2 separate regions of the Mus musculus genome follow, and region 1 is linked to region 2. A link is a loop called in an ENCODE intact Hi-C map of the cell type or tissue named here. Cell type or tissue: heart. All regions are shown on one strand. Links, peaks and the distances in the headings refer to the core of each region. The heading gives the core; the rest is flanking DNA. Region 1 holds the start of Gm45935 (predicted gene, 45935). Region 2 holds the start of Phf11d (PHD finger protein 11D).

Region 1 (9,190 bases), core at 663-8,662, 76 kb before region 2:
CAAAGTCCATTCCTAAAAACTGTGCAATCAAATTACAAAGACCAGCTTTTCTGGGCCTGAGTTCGTTATACCTCCCCAGAAAGCTTTTTGCTTTACTTGAGATATACTTAATGAGCAAACATTCATCAAATATAAAGTTCATCATTACTCTCAGTAAGAGGTATTTCCTCTGAAGAAAATCCCACTGGCTTAACTGTGATTGAATGAACCCTGCTAACATTTTCAGGAGGCAGTTTGGCACTATAACCCAAGGATATGGAAACTCTGCAGCTTCACTTCATCTTAGTTGGTCAGATTTGTTAGTATAGACTTCAGTACCAGCATGCGTCAGGCAGAGACACTCTCACGTCCCAAACTAGCCTGGATATACAGTAACACTGAGTCTCATAAACAAAACAAGTAAACAAACCAAAGCAAATATCACTGGACACAGTGATACATATCAATAATGCCAGTTCTCAGCAAGCTGCCAGCCTAGGCTACATAGTGAGATTCTGTTTGATTAATTTTCCACTAGTTCAACAACCTAATAGGTTCAAACTGTTATATTTTGCTATTTTCCTCCAGGAACATAAGCTTTTTTTTTTCTTTCAATTTTTATTGTTTTAAGTCTTATTATATGACCCAGGTTAGAGAATTCTTAACTCTCACTCTGGGATTATAGGTATGACCTAACTCACTCAGTTTGATAAGGTTAGTTATTCTTGGGAAAATGAACTTAAGTATCTTAAGTATCTTTTTATTGAAAAATTCAAATGGTATTATAGTATTTGACATAGTTCTTTTTACAGGCACAGAGTTAAACACACAAACAAACAAAAAACATTTATTGAGTGTGTGTGTCTGTCTGTCTGTGTGTGTGGAAGGTTAACTTGTGGGAACTATATCTCTCCTTCCACCATGTGGATGCTGGGATTGAACACAGGTTCTTGAGCTTAGTAGCAGTCACCTTACCCAACGGAGCCATTTCTCAGGTCTTAAGACCAGCATCCTAAAATTTACAGAACCCAAGGACATCTGAATCTTTGGATGATATCACAGTATAGACCAGGGATTTGCTAATCTTATTCTCTGACTGAAAATAAAATAATCTTAACTGTCTCAGAAATCATGTGGGCTGTTTTTTTTTTCTCTCTCTCTCTCTCTCTTTTTCTTTTTACCTTAGAAGACAAAAGCTGATGATCAGTGCCTCAAGGCTACTCCAGTAGAAAGACAACAAAACACAGGCTCTGGGTGTTGGAGCCCACTCAGCATGAAGACTCACTGCCCTTTGCTTCTCCCTTACCTCTCTAGAAAAGAAAGCTCTTTGCACTCAAATTCTTTACTAATTGGTCTTTGCTGGTAGAAGTTTCCCACCTTCTTTGATTTCTCTCTTTCCAAATCTTTTTCCTGTCCTGAATCACTGGGGAGCAGCCAGACCTGGATTAAGTAACAGCACCAATTACTTTCAAAGAATGTACTTGTTAGTAGTGGTAACCTCTGCTGCAGCACAAAAGTACAAAGTTCTGTGTCCACAGATAAATAAAAGGCTATGCACATTATATTTGAGAGGGATAAATTCTACCCATCTACCCCACTCTATGCCCAATCAAGAGCCTTAGAGAATCATCAGGAATAGTGACAAAAGTAGTGGCAATATTACATGAATTGGTGTGACCATATAAAAAATAACTTGAAATATACTAAGGCACAAAATTCAGCTATTACCACTCGCCAATATTTTTCCTCTAGCAAAATAAATTTTACCTTTCCATTTAGGAATGCCGCATATATACATAGCATGATATAAGGTAGCTAAATCAGCTCCTAAGGTGGAGCTACTTGGTGAAAGTGGCAAAGTAAACCAGCAACAAGGACAACAAAGACTTCCCAGGAAGCCCTATATTTAATCCCTAGTATCTAAAGGGACAGGAGGCAAATAGAGCTAGGATGAGGAAGAGAGACCAGGTGCTTGCCTAGCATGCACAAGGCCCTGACCTTGACCCTAAGCGCTGTGAGAGAAGGAGGGAGAGATGATATATATGCTCCTAAAACTTTTTTTTTAACCTAAACAATCCAAATAGCCCACCATGTAAATCACACTAATTTATGGGGGTTCCCATGACATTTTAATTAATTGTGTGCTGAGTATTGAACCCAGGATTCTCTTGCGTGCTCAGTACATGATATACCAATGAGCCAGACTCTCAGCCCTTTAAAATTATTTTTAAAGGGCTAGAGATACCTTAATAAGAATTGATCATATAAAATATCATTTGAGGGACAATTTGAATTTGTATACTGTATTTTTTTTTTTTTTGGTTTTTCGTGTACACTGTATTTTTAACTTGGTACATTTACCATTTACTTTCTGGTTTCAATCAATATAAATTCATTATGGGGATAAACAGTGCAACTAAAAATACTTACAAGTCTAAAGGTCAAAATGACCAATGCTTTTGGTGACAGTCATCAATGAAATCTTAACATTTTAAAGACCTGTCTTATACCTCAATTTTCACATGCTCTAACCTTTATCCCAAACCTTTCTGCAAATTAAGAAGACCACTGGCATAGCAAGGAGGAATTTAGACTGTTCTCCCACCACTGCTATCAGCTAATCTAGAAATAAACACACTTCCCTTTACCAAACTGTTTCTTAATTCTTTTGAAAACAGGAAAATTAAGTCAGTGGGTTTATGGACCAGTAACAGTAATACAAACTGTGATCACCAACTCATACTCAAGTATGACTAATCACCCTTTCTGTTTGAGAAAAATTTAGTATGGGCTGTGACTTTAAAAAGTAAAGTAAGACCCTGGTTATCACAGACAAGGAGAAGGCAGAGAAGCTGAAGCAGTCCCTACCCCCAGGTTTGGCAGTGAAGGAGCTGAAATGAACCAGACCTCTGCATGTGACTATTAAAAACCCTGAAAAGTCAAAAAAAAAAAAAAAAAAAAAAAAGTAAAGTAAGAAAGTCAATTTTTTGTGTGTGCACTGTTTGTGTTTGGTTCTTTCTGTCACAAAATATCCCCCTCCTTTATTGTCAACTCAGCGGAATCACCAATTAACCTTGCGCACAGCTTTAATCCTAGCACTCGGGAGGCAGAGGCAGGTAGATTTCTGAGTTCGAGGCCAGCCTGGTCTACAAAGTGAGTTCCAGGACAGCCAGGGCTACACTGAGAAACCCTGTCTCGAAAAACCAAAAAAAAAAAAAAAACCAACCCACAAAGAACACACACACACACACACACACACACACAAAACAAAAAAACAAACAAACAAACAAAAAAACAAACCAATTAACCTTGAATAACTTAAGTTATTCAACCTTGAAATAAAATAAAAAGTGAAGATACTGGTGTTAAGTTTATCAAAACTGTTATAAGTGAATCACAAAATATTTGTCTCTAACAGGCTAGATTTTCAGATCTGGCAGCTTCTTTCAAATAATAAAAAAAAAAAGAATGCTTTCTACTTCCTTTTCTACTTTTTTTTCCCCAAGAGAAAACTGGAAAGAGGAAAGTACAGTGTCTTGCTCTTCCCAAACTCCAACACCCTCCTTAAATAATACCCTGTTCCATAAAGCCAGCCCGCATAGCATCGCAGACCCAGAAATGTACAAAGCTGTCATGGCTTTCTTGTTTGGTTGGTTTTGACTAGGTGCAGAAAACATATTCGACATGTGTTAAATTTAATGTGAAGCTTCACAATTTCGTTTCCAAAAGTCAACTTTAATTGCATAGATGTATTCATTTGAGTTGTATTGTTTTGGGGTTTGGTTAATTTTGATGTGTTTTTCTTTCTTTTTTTTTTTTGCAAACTTTTTTTTAAAATCAAGTTTATAATGTTAAAAATATGTAAAGAGAAATTTACAAAAAAAAAAAAAAATCAGCACCTTTGAAACTGGGGTAAGGGTGTGGCGCTCCTGTGGCAGAAAGATCCGGTCTGCCTGAGCTACATGTATACCTAGCATGAAGTGAATTTGGAGCATGACAAACACTAGTTTACTTCCCGTTTCTCCTTTTTATTTTATTTTATTTCTCTCTTTTTTTCTAACGTCATTGAATGAATGCTGGCGGCATGCTTATGAATAAAACTACTCTCACACAACCTGCTGTCCATGTATGTCAAAGGATGAACTCTCGAGAAGGGCAAAGGCTCCGCAGTTGGCCCCTGGCAATTGACAAAAAAGAAAAGTTCTCTATCGACCCGGAGGCCAGTGGTCGAGACAGCCCCCTCTCCCTTCCACGACTGGCTTTCCCGTGTTGAATCCTACAGCCAGCCTCCTTTAATCATGACAGGGGTCGGCGGTGGGAATCTTCGCGCCACAAACACTGCTGAGCAACTCTCGGAAACCAAGGGATCAGGGTTAAGACAGGAAAGCAAAGCCTGCGCCAGACTCTAATGACCAGCAAAGCCAAGCCGGGGCCACCGCCACCGCCACCACCACCACGCCTGCCTCCCAAACACAGGGAGGAGACTCCGGGCGGGCGAGAAGAATCCCCTGCTAGTTAAGTCGCCCCTTCACTCCCAACACTCCTGTCACCCCGAGGACTCTCCTTCCACACACACACTCCCAGAGCCGGAAAAGGCTCGCCGCAGCCACACACCTACCGCGGGCAGAGAGCGCTGCGCCACCACTCCAGCGAAGTGCCTCACTTGGCTGCCGAGAACCCGATTGGCCGTAGCAGTCCGCGCGAGACAAACCGAGAGAGTCGCCGACCAATCAGGAGGCCGCGCGCTCCGGCCGGCGCCGCGGGGCCGCGGAAACTGTGTGGAGCTCCCTTGGGGCTGATGTCTCCCCCGCTGAGGTGAAGCCGCCTCGGGACTGCAGACTCTGGTGCGGACAGTGCAAGGCGCGCGGGGTGCCAGGCCGCCTCAACCCGCTGTCTCAGTAGCGGGGGTGGCCGGGGCTCTCAGTCGCGTTTCCCCCACCGTCTTGCGGCGCTCACTTTCGTGGCTGGTGATTTCTGAGTAATTTGGCTATCATGGGCTGTAGACAGCGGAGCACAGACAAGATCTTCAGGACACTGGTCCATTCCACAGGTAAGGTTACACTGGCCATGAACAAATGAAATTATTTATCAGTTGAACTTGATTGGTATCTTCGGAGCGACGGACTGACTCACTACTCAACAGTCCAAGATCAATAAAGTCACTGCAGAAAGGGATATGATTGACAGATCATATGATTGGCATGTAGTAACATGGTTCTTTGCATGTTAGTGAAGAAAACCAAAGTGGAGGATTAATTTATGTTTAGTCTTAGATTTGGTAAACAGACCATTAGCTCTTCCAAATACCCTACCACATACGATAGGATAGGTTTCTATTCTTCACCAGAAGGCGTTTTGCCATTGTTGTGTTGTTTAACATACGAACACGTTAAAAATGTGCCTGACCCTGACTTACGCTCCGATTATGTCATGCCTATCAAAGAACCAACGAGATAGTGGTATCTTAGTTTTTTTAGTTTCTTTTTCCTCCAAGTAAAAAGGAAACTTAGATCTAAATGAAGTTGCCTGTATGTTTGGCCAGATGAAAGTTTGAGACTGGCAAAGAACCAAATTTAAATAAAATTCTCCTGGCAAGCTGGGAGATGGTGGCTGGGGAGGCAGAGACTAGCGGATCTCTTGAGTTCTCTCCGGATTGAGTTCCCGGAAAGCCAGGGTTACCCAGAGAAACGTTGTCTCAAAATACAAAACATACAAACAAATAAAAAGTACACTAACAGTGAAATATTAGTGTTGTCTTTGGAAGATAAGCTTTAAATTTCCTTAACTTTTTTTGGCAATTTTTTTTCTTTTGTAAATTAGCTTCCAAGCTACACTGGTGAGAGCTTTTTCTTTAGTTGCTGTTTGCTATGTGGAAGTCCAGCCTAGTAGACCAGGATGGCTTTGAGCTACTGGTCCTCCTGTCCCCACCTGCCCTTTCCTGAGGTGTCAGGCTGAGTGAGTGTACTGAGGTGGAAGTTACTAGAATCTAAGGTGGAAGGCAGCTTGGCAATGTCTCTTTGTGGCACTTGGATATCTGTAGTATTAATTTTACAGTGGAAAGGTTGCCTGGCTGAAGTACAGTGTATAGCTTATGTTTCCCTTTTAACAGTTTGCATTTCTGGTGAGTCTCATTGCCAATGTGATACATACTTCTTTTTGGCTAACAGATTTTCAAGTTTCTAAGAACATTTTGGTGTTCTGAAGCATATCACAGTTAGTGGTATATGTCAAGCATATTCTGGGCTGGAACCATAGCCCAGTCAGAATACGTGCCTTGTTTGTGCAAAGCCCTGGTTTGGAATCTGAGCACTACATAAGTCCAGTGTGGTGGCACATGCCATTGATCCCAGTGCCTAGGAGGTAGAGGCAAAAGGATCAGAAGTTTAAGGCTATACTCAGTATCATAACCAGTTCAAGGCGAGCCTTTCTCAAAAGGAAAAAGAGAAAAATTGTATTCCACTTGGTACTCAGTGGACAACAGAGTGCTTTCCTGTTTTAAGGAATTCTTGGTCATTATCACCTCATTTCTTTATTTTCCCCATAAATTACTAGGTGTGATTTTCTAGGGTTCTAAGGGGCTTTTCCCATGAGTCTGGTGTGTTATTTTCACCTAATCCGTATATTTGAAGAACATTTCTTATATCCGTGATCCCTAATTGGTTATTTTTCAGAATTGTACCTTTCTTTAGCCCTACAAGGATCCAATATATTCAAATTTATTTTAAAATATTAATTCTCTTAAGCACAATCCCAGCAGTTTAGTGTGCTTGTTACATCTTATCCACAATGCAACCTTCTTCATGTATTTCAGAATTCACATCCCCTTGGGGAGTTTCCTGCCATCCTTTTGTGTTATGATGTTCATTGGCATTATCTTAAGTTTCATTTCCTCATAGAGATCTCGCAGACTATCTGTTGGGAGTTCCCTTTTAGTTTTAAACATGATTGTATACAGTGTTTTAAAGCCTTCTAACATTGCTGGGCAGTGGTGGTGCACGCCTTTAATCTCAGCACTTAGGAGGAAAGAGGCAGGCAGATTTCTGAGTTCAAGGCCAGCCTGATCTATAGAGTGAGTTCCAGGACAGCCAGGCTATATAGGGAAATCCTGTCTTGAAAAACAAAAACAAAACAAAACAAAACAACAAAAAAAGCCTTCTAACACCCTTCAAGCTTATGATGTGGAAAAGACAGAAAAATTTACCAGGTATTGACTAACACTTTGATAATTCAAAAAAATTTTATTACTGCCATCACTAGATATATATCCTAAGGAAATATCAGAAAAGTGCACAAAATGTTTATTCAAGCATTATGTGTAACAAAAAAATATACAAAACTTTATAATAACAATAATTTTTTAAATGTATTAAAACCTTCAGTGTGTGAATTATTGTCCAAAGTATATAATTTAGCCATTTACTTATATAACGATAGTAGTAATTGGGCAGAAAATAGAATATACTATTGTGAGCATGGAAAAAGAATATACACTAAAATCTAAAATTTTAAAATTATACACTAAGAGGATAATTGCTATCATTTATGAAATCCTTCCTATGTGTCAAATATCAAAGTGATAATCTCATCCTCATAACAGCATATGAGACAATTACCATTATTATTCCTACTTTTAAAAGTTTCTATGATATATTAAGATAAAATGGATAGTTTGTTGGTTGGTAATACAAGTTTTAACATATTAAATATAGATGATAGGATCATGAGCTATTCTTTTCTATACTTGTCCTAATTTTGATGTTCTGTTGATTTTTTTTCCAGTTAATGTATATTTTTTCATAATGCTTTATATTATTTTTAAAGATGAAGTTGTTTTCTTTGTAAATATGCACTGTCCTTTGTTTTCGCTGCAGAGTGTTTCATGCATTTGTGGACCAAAACATGGGATGAACTTTAATTTTAAAAAGACATTGTCAGTAGTCCTGATCCGGCTTTCAACCTGGCCTTGAAGAAGATGCTGTGCCTGTTTTTCTTGGACTAGTAGTCATTCTGAAAGTCTATTCAAGCACAGTTTCTATTTGCAAATTCAAATACTAAAGACTATTAGGAAGTGGCCTAACGAGATACTCTCTTTGGGGACTACAGATTTCATAGAGACTGCAGTTGGAGCCCATTTAGTTTTGATTAACTTCATTTTGAAGAATTTTATATAAGCAACACCAAAAGATGGAAGAAAAAAATGGTGGGTCAAATAACTAATTTTTAAACATTGTATTTAAATGTTTCTATACATTTATTCTAAATCGCTGAATTTCAGTGTGTATTTCACTCTCTATGATTTCTCTTTCTTCTTCCCACCCCATTGGGTGTGTGGGGAGCCAGCACCGCCTGGAATGGCTTGAAGTGAGTGGGGCACAGAGTTGGAGGTAGAGGAAGCTGTGAAGACTGGTGTTCTCTGGCTTTCTAGCTCTCTATGTAGACTGAATGCTTGCTGACACCTCTAACAAATTCTAAAATCTTTCTTGTTATTCTGTGGTTAAGAACTCTTGGCTTGGGTGATTAACCCCTGTGGCCTAGCAGCAGGGAATTAAGTAAAAATATTTATTGCTATAGTTCCTTTCTCAGGAGAAGCAGCCAGAAGCCTGTCTGGCTAGGCTGGTTAACTCTTTGTGAACCAGAGAGGAAGAAAGGAAAAGAACCAAAATCTTTTACACAGACAGAATGCACAGAAACATATACATTCATACACACATTTACATTTTCATTTATACATTAACATATTCACATTTTTGTTGGGCCTAACAACTTGTCTTACATACTCCGCAAGTATTCATGCATGTTTACTTACACACACACACACACACACACACACACATATGTATATATCTACATATAGCCAAGCTATCCAACTAACAACTTTATTTCTTTTCTCTGGCCTTTTTATACCTTCTTAGACAAAATGTTCTTTAGAAAATTACCTCAGAGATGTTACATAAAATGGGAGTTATAGAAGGATGTTGAAGTAGCAGTTTTTACATGGCTTTACCTTATCATAGTGCACACCTGTAGCTTCATCTTTGAATGTAAATGGTTTCCTTGAACACAAAACTGTCCCAAGTCTATTTCTCTTTTTAGTGTGATTGTGAAAGCTCATTGTATTTCTTATTATGCAGCCTTCTCTTACCATTATGAGAAGTGGGCATATTCTATTCTTGATTCTAACTTTATTACGGCTTTATAGTAAAGCTAAGAC
Region 2 (9,190 bases), core at 595-8,594:
ATGCCCCCACAAGAGGTTGGTGACAGTGAGCAGCACTCAGGGAGCACGGGCCAGGGCCTGTCCTCCACAGGCAGTGTGGAAAGGCTTGTGGCCAAAGGCTCAGAGATATTTTACTGACTTTCTTAATCCAAGTTTAAAAAAAAAAATCCTCTCATCAAAATTTAAAAATCAAAAGCAACTAATCTTTCATCCTTTCTCAATGTTTAGCCAAGTGTAAAAAACTCACATGTAAAATATACTTATCTAGAAACAAGAGGTGTGGAAAACAGACTCACAAGAAGCAAATATCCTTCGTATATTCCTACAGAGTACTGTCTGTCGTGGCTCTTTACCTGCAGAATCATAGCACCCACAGTGTCCGGAAAGCACTCAAATCTTAGGAAATACATTGTGCTTAGTCTGTAAAATGATACTTAGATGTACAAGTTTTCCAGGTTGCTATTGGATGACCAACTGATGTGTTCTTCCGTGGGGAAGATTTATTTCTTCTGCTTTCACACTCCTTGGTTATCTGTAGTTCTTTGTGGAGGGCTGAGGCCATCTGGGCTTTTCCCTTCCCATGCTAGCATGTCCTTTGGTGTCCCTTGTTCAGCCTGTTTTTACGCAGCTATGTTGGTGAGACTTCATGGCTTCTTTGACAAATCCAAGAGACGGAATCTCAAAGCAGACTTCCTGTTCATCTGGCTCTTAACTGTCCTTCTGCCTCTTCCATCATGAATCTTACTCATAGGAGTTGTAATGTGTTGATGCGTTAGTTGGGCCTGGGCTCTGGAACTGTATTTTTATCAGTTGTGGTTTGCTATAAGGATCTCCATCTGCTTTTCCAAATGAAGTTTCCTTGAAGGGTGAGAGCTATACTCATCTATGGGTCTAAGGACACATATTTACAATGTAGTTAGGGATTATACTGGTTTAGTAAGGTGACAGTTGTTGGTTTTTCTCTAAGATCCATGACTTCACTAGTCCTGAATACTTGGCTAGGTTCCAGGCCCAAACATGATGTCCTTCTTGTTGACCAGGCTTTACTACCAATTAGAGATTTGTTGGTTACTGTGTGTATTAGACAAGCACATTAGGAAGTAACACTGAGTTGCCAATCATACATTGGTGTTGTACTAAGGCAACAAATGAATGCACTTCCCCTCAGAGTCTTTTACTAAAGGTGAGTCCAGATTCGAATTCTCTGCTCTAGCATTCCCTCCATCTTCCACCTTCCATCTGAATCTGTGCCCTGCCCCCAACAATTACACTGTATTTTTCTAGTCTGTCTTTTTTCTTTTAGTGTATGTGAATGAGTATGGATATTGGGTGGTATACTTTATCAATCTCCAACTTGTTCTGTTCAGAAAGTCTTTTCTGAACCTGGCTGGGCATTTCAACTACACTGGGTGGCCATCAAGCCTAGCAACTTTCCTGTCTGTTCTTTAAAGTCCTGAGACAACTGATGCACATCCCACCCTGATTCTAATGAAAGGAGAATTCAGGAATTGTGTCTATGTCTTAGTCAGGGTTTCTATTCCTGCACAAACATCATGACCAAGAAGCAAGTTGGGGAGGAAAGGGTTTATTCAGCTTATACTTCCATACTGCTGTTCATCACTAAAGGAAGTCAGGACTGGAACTCAAGCAGGTCAGGAAGCAGGAGCTGATGCAGAGGCCATAGAGGGATATCCTTTACTGACTTGCCTCCCCTGGCTTGCTCAGCCTGCTCTCTTATAAAACCAAGACTACCAGCCCAGAAATGGCACCACCCACAGGGGGACCTCCCCCTTGATCACTAATTGAGAAAATGCCTTACAGCTGGATCTCATGGAGGCATTTTCCCAACTGAAGCTCCTTTCTCTGTGATAACTCCAGCGTGTGTCAAGTTGACACAAAACTAGCCAGTACACTCTACTGTCGCTCTACCTACTGGCCCATCTCTCCAGCCCATGTTAATTTTCTTCCTAAGAGTTTCCTCTTCTTCTTTTAGGATTCTTTTGGATTTTTTTTTTTTTTTGAGACAGGGTCTCACTATATGGCTTATAGAGATTGGCCTGACTCTGCCCCAAAGTTACTTTGGTTACAGGAGATTCCTTTCAAGAATCCTGTTCTGTTCTGTGCTTTAATAGTACTTCATCTTTTAAGACATTAGGTATGGGCCAAAGAGATGACTCAGCCTGTAAAGGCACATACTTACTGTCAAGCATAACAGCCTGATCAGACCTTGGAACCCCCATGATAGAAGAGAATTACCTTAAGAGAATTACCTTAGCCTGAAGTGAGTCTAACTGCCCTATGTGTCATGGCACACATGTGCACACACTGAAATGCACACAAAGTAATGTGTAATAAAGTATAAAATGCCGTGCGTGATGGCGCATGCCTTTAATCCCAGCACTCGGGAGGCAGAGGTAGGCGGATTTGTGAGTTCGAGGCCAGCCTGGTCTACAAAGTGAGTTCCAGGACAGCCAGGGCTACACAGAGAAACCCTGTCTCGAAACCAAAAAAATAAAAAGAAAAGAAAGTATAAAATACTATTTCAATGACTATGTGTATACACATACACATGTGCATTCATGTGATACTTCCCTTCAAGGCCTCGGTTCTCTCACATGCCTGTTCCCCACCACACACACACTTGCCTGGTGTTTATCTTGGAAACTAGAGACTTTCCTCAAAAGCACAGGCCTTGCTTTTCTATTCTTCCTGATAGTGTGCGAAAGGCCTTCTCCAGGACCTACCCAAGGCCCTTGCCATCCTGTGCTAGGCCCTTTCATTTTGCCCAGGCTATCCATGGTGCCCTGTTTAGTTGCCTTTCTTCTGCCAGGCACAGGCTGCCCTTGGCCCTCTTAAGTGCTGCTACATCCACTCCAGTAGTGACCTGTCTGACAGGCTGAAAAGCCTGGGCGTGGTCCTGAGGTGAAAAGTTCACGGAAACTTAGTCTCCTGGAAATTTGGCATTCCCATAGCTAGAGTGCCCCAGATTTGTCCCTGCGATAATGTAGAGGGTCTTGCATGCTTTCTTACAGTATCTTACTGGATAAGAGTTAGAAATCTCAGGGCACACTATTCCCATATGCAGGAATTTACCATTATCTGGGAAGAAGGAAGATTGTGGTTTAAGGAGGAACAGGAGTTGATACTTAGAACTATAGATAGCTGAGTTACACCCATACACAGGAATTTACAATGGCCTAGGGGGAAATCGGACTAAACGTTGGACTAGATTAGGAACTATGGCAAGGGCCAGAAGCCCTCGCCCCTGACTTCTAGTATTAAGCTGACCTTAGGTGGGGCTGCTTTTGATCCCAGTCATTAACATAGAATTTTATCCCAGTTGGTTCCTGCCAGTACTTTGTAGGCATTCCTCTGTTTTGTGTAAAAGTCACTTATAAGACTGGTGCTCGCTTTGAGACAAAATACATTCAGATCCACACTCCCTTGTGTCCTGTCTGTCACCCCCTTCTCGCTGACTCCTTGATCACCTATAACCGGAACCTGAGTTTCACCCGTGGATCGAGGACCCAAATGAGGTTCGTCTGCAGCAGAGTGCCTTCCCTCTAGACTATATCTTTGATTTCCCCCGAAAGAATGAACTTTTTAGAATTCTATTCCCTATATGTTAGTGCCTACATGAATGTTTCCCTTTGTCACTGGGACTGAAAGATCTACATTTCTGTGTGCTTTGTAGCCCACGGGTGCTAAATAAAAAGTCCTTACTGGCACCTGGGTCTAAGACCTATTAATTTTTTGTCCTTTAACGATACTCCCACATAGACCAAACAATGTGCTACAAGTTTCAGAAGAACAGACCGATTGTTCCTTAAGTTAAGCACAGGCACGGTTGGGGTGTCTGGTGTGGGTTTTCTCCAGCTGATTGATGGCTATTGTGGTTGTTGATGTCACACACCTGGGAAGAGAACCCTTCTCCATATTTGCCTCCATCAGAGTGGCCTGTGTGGCATTTTCCTGACTGCTCGTTGTGGAGGAAGGCGCAGGCCTCTGTGTGCAGCAGCAGCATGGGGCAGGTGGTTGTGGACTGTACTGCACAGCAGGTCTAGAGAGCCAGGGAAATAGGCAGAAAGCCTCCCTGCTCCTGCTTTCTTCCTTGTTCTCTGGATGATGACTGCACCCTGTTAGTCCTATAATCCATTTCCTCCCCTAAGTTATTTTAGGCCCTGGTTTTCATCACATTGGCAGAGTAAACTTTTCAAATGACTATTCAGAGTTGAAAATCTGCCAGCATGCTACAACATGCACTTCCCGCCAATTAGGTCTTTGCTTTCACTATGCACATTTCGGGAAACGAAACTAGGAGCTAGAAGTAGAATCTGGAAACCAGAAACTAGAAACTCAGTCGTGCTTATAGGAGTACAGGCGCCCAGTCATGGCCCAAGAGACAGCACCACCGTGTGGCCCAGTCTCAAGGGGTGAGTACTAGAGTGATGGCCAGCAGGTACATGCCATACCCCACTCTCCCACCTCCAGGGAGACTGCAGGATGTTGCTGAGGGTGGAGCTGGGCTTACAGTATCTGGGAAAGCTGTAGGTACTGGGAGCCTCTGGAACATGAAATCTCTATGTCAGCCTGTTCCACCACGTTGGGTCTTCTCTCCAAAGTTCTAGAAGCTGTGCACTGTAAAGGGAACAGTCAAGACATGCTCGTGGGAAAGGAGGCGAGGCTTTACTGGGGGTGCTAGCAATCTGGAAAGGAAGTCTAGGTCTTTGTGGGCAAATGGAGAATACCGAGGACCAGTTTGGGGGTATGTGTTTCTTATAGCCATCAGTGTCTTAAGAGTTTGTGTTGTGCAGGCTGATATTTCAGGGCCACCCATGGTGACAATCTCCTTGAGATGTTTTTCTCTTATTATAAGAGCATGATGATCCAGTTTTTTGTCAGTTTTGTGGTCCACAAGGCGTCTGGAACCATCTTAGAAAACAATCAAGAATGGCCAGGAAGTTCTATCTGGGTAAAGAAACAGAAATAATGCACAGAGGACAGCAGGAATAACTTGAACGCTGGTGTTGTTGACAGGCTACTTCAGGCCTGCCCCAATCCTGTTTCTCCAGTAGAAACCCGGCCCAAAGGTTAAAGCAGGAAATACAGACACAATAGGAAGGCACTAATGCCAAACCTTTAAAGGCCTTTCAAGCAACAGGGATAGCAGTGATCACTGCTCAAGGGAAGTCACTATTTTCAGGCAAAGCTTTCATCCTTCCATCCCTGAAACAACCCAGGGATCCATTATCCTCCCCCACTTGGTAGAGATGTTTCAGCCTATAGCCATCCTGCAACTAGTATATTCTTGAGGTTTATTTTGTGTATGATTATCTTTTCTGCATAAATGTTTGTATACTCCTCATGTACTTGGTGATTTAGTGTTTAGAAGAAGAAGGCAAAGGATCGCTCCTGGACCTAGAGTTAGAAATTTTTATAGGTCACCAAGTAGGTGCTAGGGACTGAGCCTGGGTCCTCTGCAAGACAAATAAGAGCATTTGTCGACAGAGCTATTGCTCTATACCCTGGTGTGTGTGTGTGTGGAGGGTACATACACATACACACACACACACACACACACACACACACACACGCACACACACATTGAGATTAACCTTAAAACTTCCTTGGGGACAGTTGTGAAGAATTCCAACCTTTTTTTTTTCTATTAGATATTTTCTTTATTTGCATTTCAAATGTTATCCCCTTTCCTGGTTTCCCCCTCCAAAAGGCCCCTATCCCCTCCAAGTGCCCCCTGATCACCAAGCCACCCACTCCCACTTCCTGTTCCTGGCATTCCCCTATACTAGGGCATCAAGCCTTCACAGGACCAAGGGCCTCTCCTCCCACTGATGACTGACAAGGCTATCCTCTGCTATGTATGTGGCTGGAGCCACAGGTCCCTCCATATGTACTCTTTGGTTGGTGGTTTAGTCCCAGGGAGCTCTGGGGGTACTGGTTATTCATATTGTTGTTCCTCCTATGGGGATATAAACCCCTTCAGCTCCTTGGGTCCTTTCTCTAGTTCTTTTATTGGGTACCCTGTGCTAAGTCCAATCATGGCCTGAGAGCATCCACCTCTGTGTTTGTCAGGCAATGGCAGAGCCTCTCAGGAGACAACTATATCAGACTCCTGTCAGCATGTACTTGTTGGCATCCACAATAGTGTCTGGGTGTGGTGACTGTATATGGGATGGATCCCCAGGTAGGGCAGTCTCTGGATGGTCTTTCCTTCAGTCTCTGGATGGTCTTTCCTTCAGTTTCTGCTGTGGCACACTTTGTCTCTGTAACTCCTTCCATGGGTATTTTGTTCCTCCTTCTAAGAAGGATTGAAGTATCCACACTTTGGTCTTCCTTCTTGAGCTTCATGTGGTTCCATCTTTGTATATCTAGCATCCTGTACACACACAGGGTGTGAAGTGGGATCTTCCTCTTGCTCCTGCCTTGCTGATAGTCTTTACCTTGTGTTTCTCAACTATTCTTTTGCTCATTTCTCCATCTGGACTAGTTTTTTACCTCCAGATTGTGGTGAACATTGTGTGTGTGTGTCTGTGTGTGTGTCTGTGTGTGTCTCTGTGTTTGTGTATATTCAACCATGGAAGCACGTAGGCCTAAAAGGGGCCACATGCTACAGGAAAACCAACACACCCTCCCCTACAGTCCACAACTGACAGATCTCCTCATTAGGGCTAGATGCTAGTGAGTGCTGTGCCCACCACCCCAACCTCCACCATCATGCAAGTTAGAATTTTAATTGGTTTGGTCCTATGTAGGCCTTTTGCAGTCAACCTTAGCTTCAAACACAGCTGTGTTGAGTTTCTTTTTTCTTTCTTTCTTTTTTTTTTTTTTTTTTTTTTTTTTTTTTTTTTGGTTTTTCGAGACAGGGTTTCTCTATATAGCCCTGGCTGTCCTGGAACTCACTCTGTAGACCAGGCTGGCCTCGAACTCAGATATCCACCTGCCTCTGCCTCCCCAGTGCTGGGATTAAAGGTGTGCGCCACCAAGCCCAGCTTTATGTTGACTTTCTATAATCACAGTATTTCTATCATGTCTAGAGGACACTGTTTCTATGGATCTTAGCATCCTTTCATCCTGTCTTCCACCATGTTCCTTGAGCCTTGGGGGAAGCAGTGTGATTTTTTCATTATGTCATTCATGTCTCAACATTCCACAGATATCTATTCTCTGCACAATGACCAGTTGAGAGCCCAATCATAAGACCTGATTGCCAAAGACACCACATTGTTAAGCACAGTACAGTGAGAAACTAAGCAATAACCAGGAAGGTCTTCCCTGTTGGCTAGCTCTCGTGGTACTGAAAGGAGCCGTGGAGCTTGTGGGAGAAAAGTAATCCACAGGCTCACACAGCTGTGAACACTGAGCTACAAGGACAAGCAGCATGGCAAGATAAGTTCCTGGGCACAGAGTGACACCGTGTCATAGGGGTGACCAACTCATTTCTAATTGGAGTTAGGGCCAGCAGGAGGAAGTGCATGCCTCAAGCTGTAAATCTGACCAAGACCCCATGGTAAGGAAGCTCATAGGCTCCAGAGGTGCACCTATTCCTGTCTGTGCTAAACAGACATGGAATCAACCTTTGCTCTCCAGTCCTGTCTCTGCCCGTAGATATGTGCAGCTCTCAGACATCATCAGAGAATTTCTAAATGTTTTGTTCATTTCAGTAAGGCCTCTAGAAGCTTTTCAGTCACACCATAGCCAACCTTGTGGCTTGCTCTGTTTCTGTTTGTCTCACTGGTCCTCAGCACTGAGCAGAGGCCGAGCCACACAAGAGGTGCGGCTTTTCACTGGTGAGATTGTTGATTCGTGATTGGTCCAGGAGTTAAGACTCTGTCCTAAGAACAGGGCCTCCTCTGCTCCTTTAAGTTGGAGGAGCTAGCAAGGACACAAAATGCTTTTCTGTTTTAACCTGGATGTTATTTCTAGGTGACAGTCCAATCATAGAAAAGATGGAAAAAAGGACATGTGCCCTGTGCCCTGAAGGCCACGAGTGGAGTCAAATATACTTTTCACCATCAGGAAATATAGTTGCTCATGAAAACTGTTTGGTAAGTTACTGGTAAATAATTTTAAAACTACATGTGTGGGGCTGATGCGATGGCTCAGTGGTTAAGAGCACCAGATACTCTTCCAAAGGAACTGAGTTCTGTTCCCAGTACTCATACTGTGGCTCACAGCCCCCATGGAAGATCACTGGTAGAAGATTATCATCACATAAATCATGTCTCCATGCACAGAGGGCCTTTGAGTTGGGAATGCTCATTTAGGTTTATCTGCCCCAGTCTCCTGAGTGCTGAGACTCATGGTACATATGGCCACCTGGAGCTGTCAGCTCTGTGTTAATTTAGGTATCATCTGTCCTGTATGCTTGAGTGTGCAAGAACTTTCTCTCACATAAGTACAACTTAACAATCAAAATCAGACATTAGTATTGCCCAACTTTTTCTCTCAGCATCACGGTACAGTACAACCTATCCATGCACTAAGCTTGCAACTAGAGCAGAGCAGCAGAAACACAGAGAGATCTTAACTCCAAATCATGGCGGAAGAACAGAACCACTTCCCAGGGCCATTCTCTGACATCAACATGCAAGGATTAATGTTCACATCATGATTTATCATTTTTATAAAAAAATATTTGGCTCTGAAAGTGTCACAACTTTTTCTCATGTTTCTCATGCTCTTCGTTTTTTGAGTTTCCTGTGACATGAACAGGTAGATCGTTGAAGTTTATGTGACTCCAGAACTTTATCTGGAGCTAGAAAGCTGGTGGCTCATTTAGTGAAGTGCTGGGGACATGAGCATGAACCCAGGACACAGGTGAACTTATTGCCTGCAGTCCCATGCATCCAGTCCCTGGCTGGAGTGCAGCCAGGAGGATTCTAGAAGCCTGCTGGCCAACCAGGTGAGCTGAAATTGTGAGCTCTCCAAGTTAGGGAGCAACTCTCTCAAACTATAAAGTAGAGAGCGGCTGGAGAGATGGCTCTGTGGTAAACCTGCTGCTATAGAGAGACCCAGACTCAGTTCCCAGGAAACAGGGTTATTAGTTAACTCCACTTCCAGGAATCCAATACCTTCTTCTAACCTTTGCTGAAACCAGCACACAATTGATACACATACATATATGCAGACAAAACACTCATTTCCATAAAAAAATGTCTTAGAAAATAGTCAAAGAGCTGTAGAGAATGAC

What was found. Peaks named below come from ENCODE experiments on the same cell type or tissue, not always from the same donor. Only the 100,000 strongest peaks of a DNase experiment are listed, where the experiment ranks them.
Region 1: it touches region 2 in a loop (6-fold over the local background); 8 of 42 quality-filtered maps call a loop at or near these places.

Annotation. Positions count from the first base shown.
Region 1 is chr14:59,436,426-59,445,615 of GRCm38, reverse strand. Gm45935 (predicted gene, 45935) reads left to right here and starts at 4,736. Exons shown (of 24, transcript NM_001320725.1): 1 at 4,736-5,029; 2 at 7,851-8,179. The coding sequence starts at 8,164. Setdb2 (SET domain, bifurcated 2) reads left to right here and starts at 4,736. Exons shown (of 14, transcript NM_001320720.1): 1 at 4,736-5,029; 2 at 7,851-8,179. The coding sequence starts at 8,164. Cab39l (calcium binding protein 39-like) reads right to left here and starts at 4,653. Exons shown (of 11, transcript NM_026908.4): 1 at 4,598-4,653. In heart, for the core only: a CTCF peak has its summit at 4,609; a DNase peak (open chromatin) is centred at 4,675; H3K4me3 peaks cover 2,311 bases; H3K27ac peaks cover 1,329 bases.
Region 2 is chr14:59,360,589-59,369,778 of GRCm38, reverse strand. Phf11d (PHD finger protein 11D) reads left to right here and starts at 4,289. Exons shown (of 11, transcript NM_199015.4): 1 at 4,289-4,412; 2 at 7,924-8,045. The coding sequence starts at 4,370. In heart, for the core only: a CTCF peak has its summit at 4,404; a DNase peak (open chromatin) is centred at 4,328.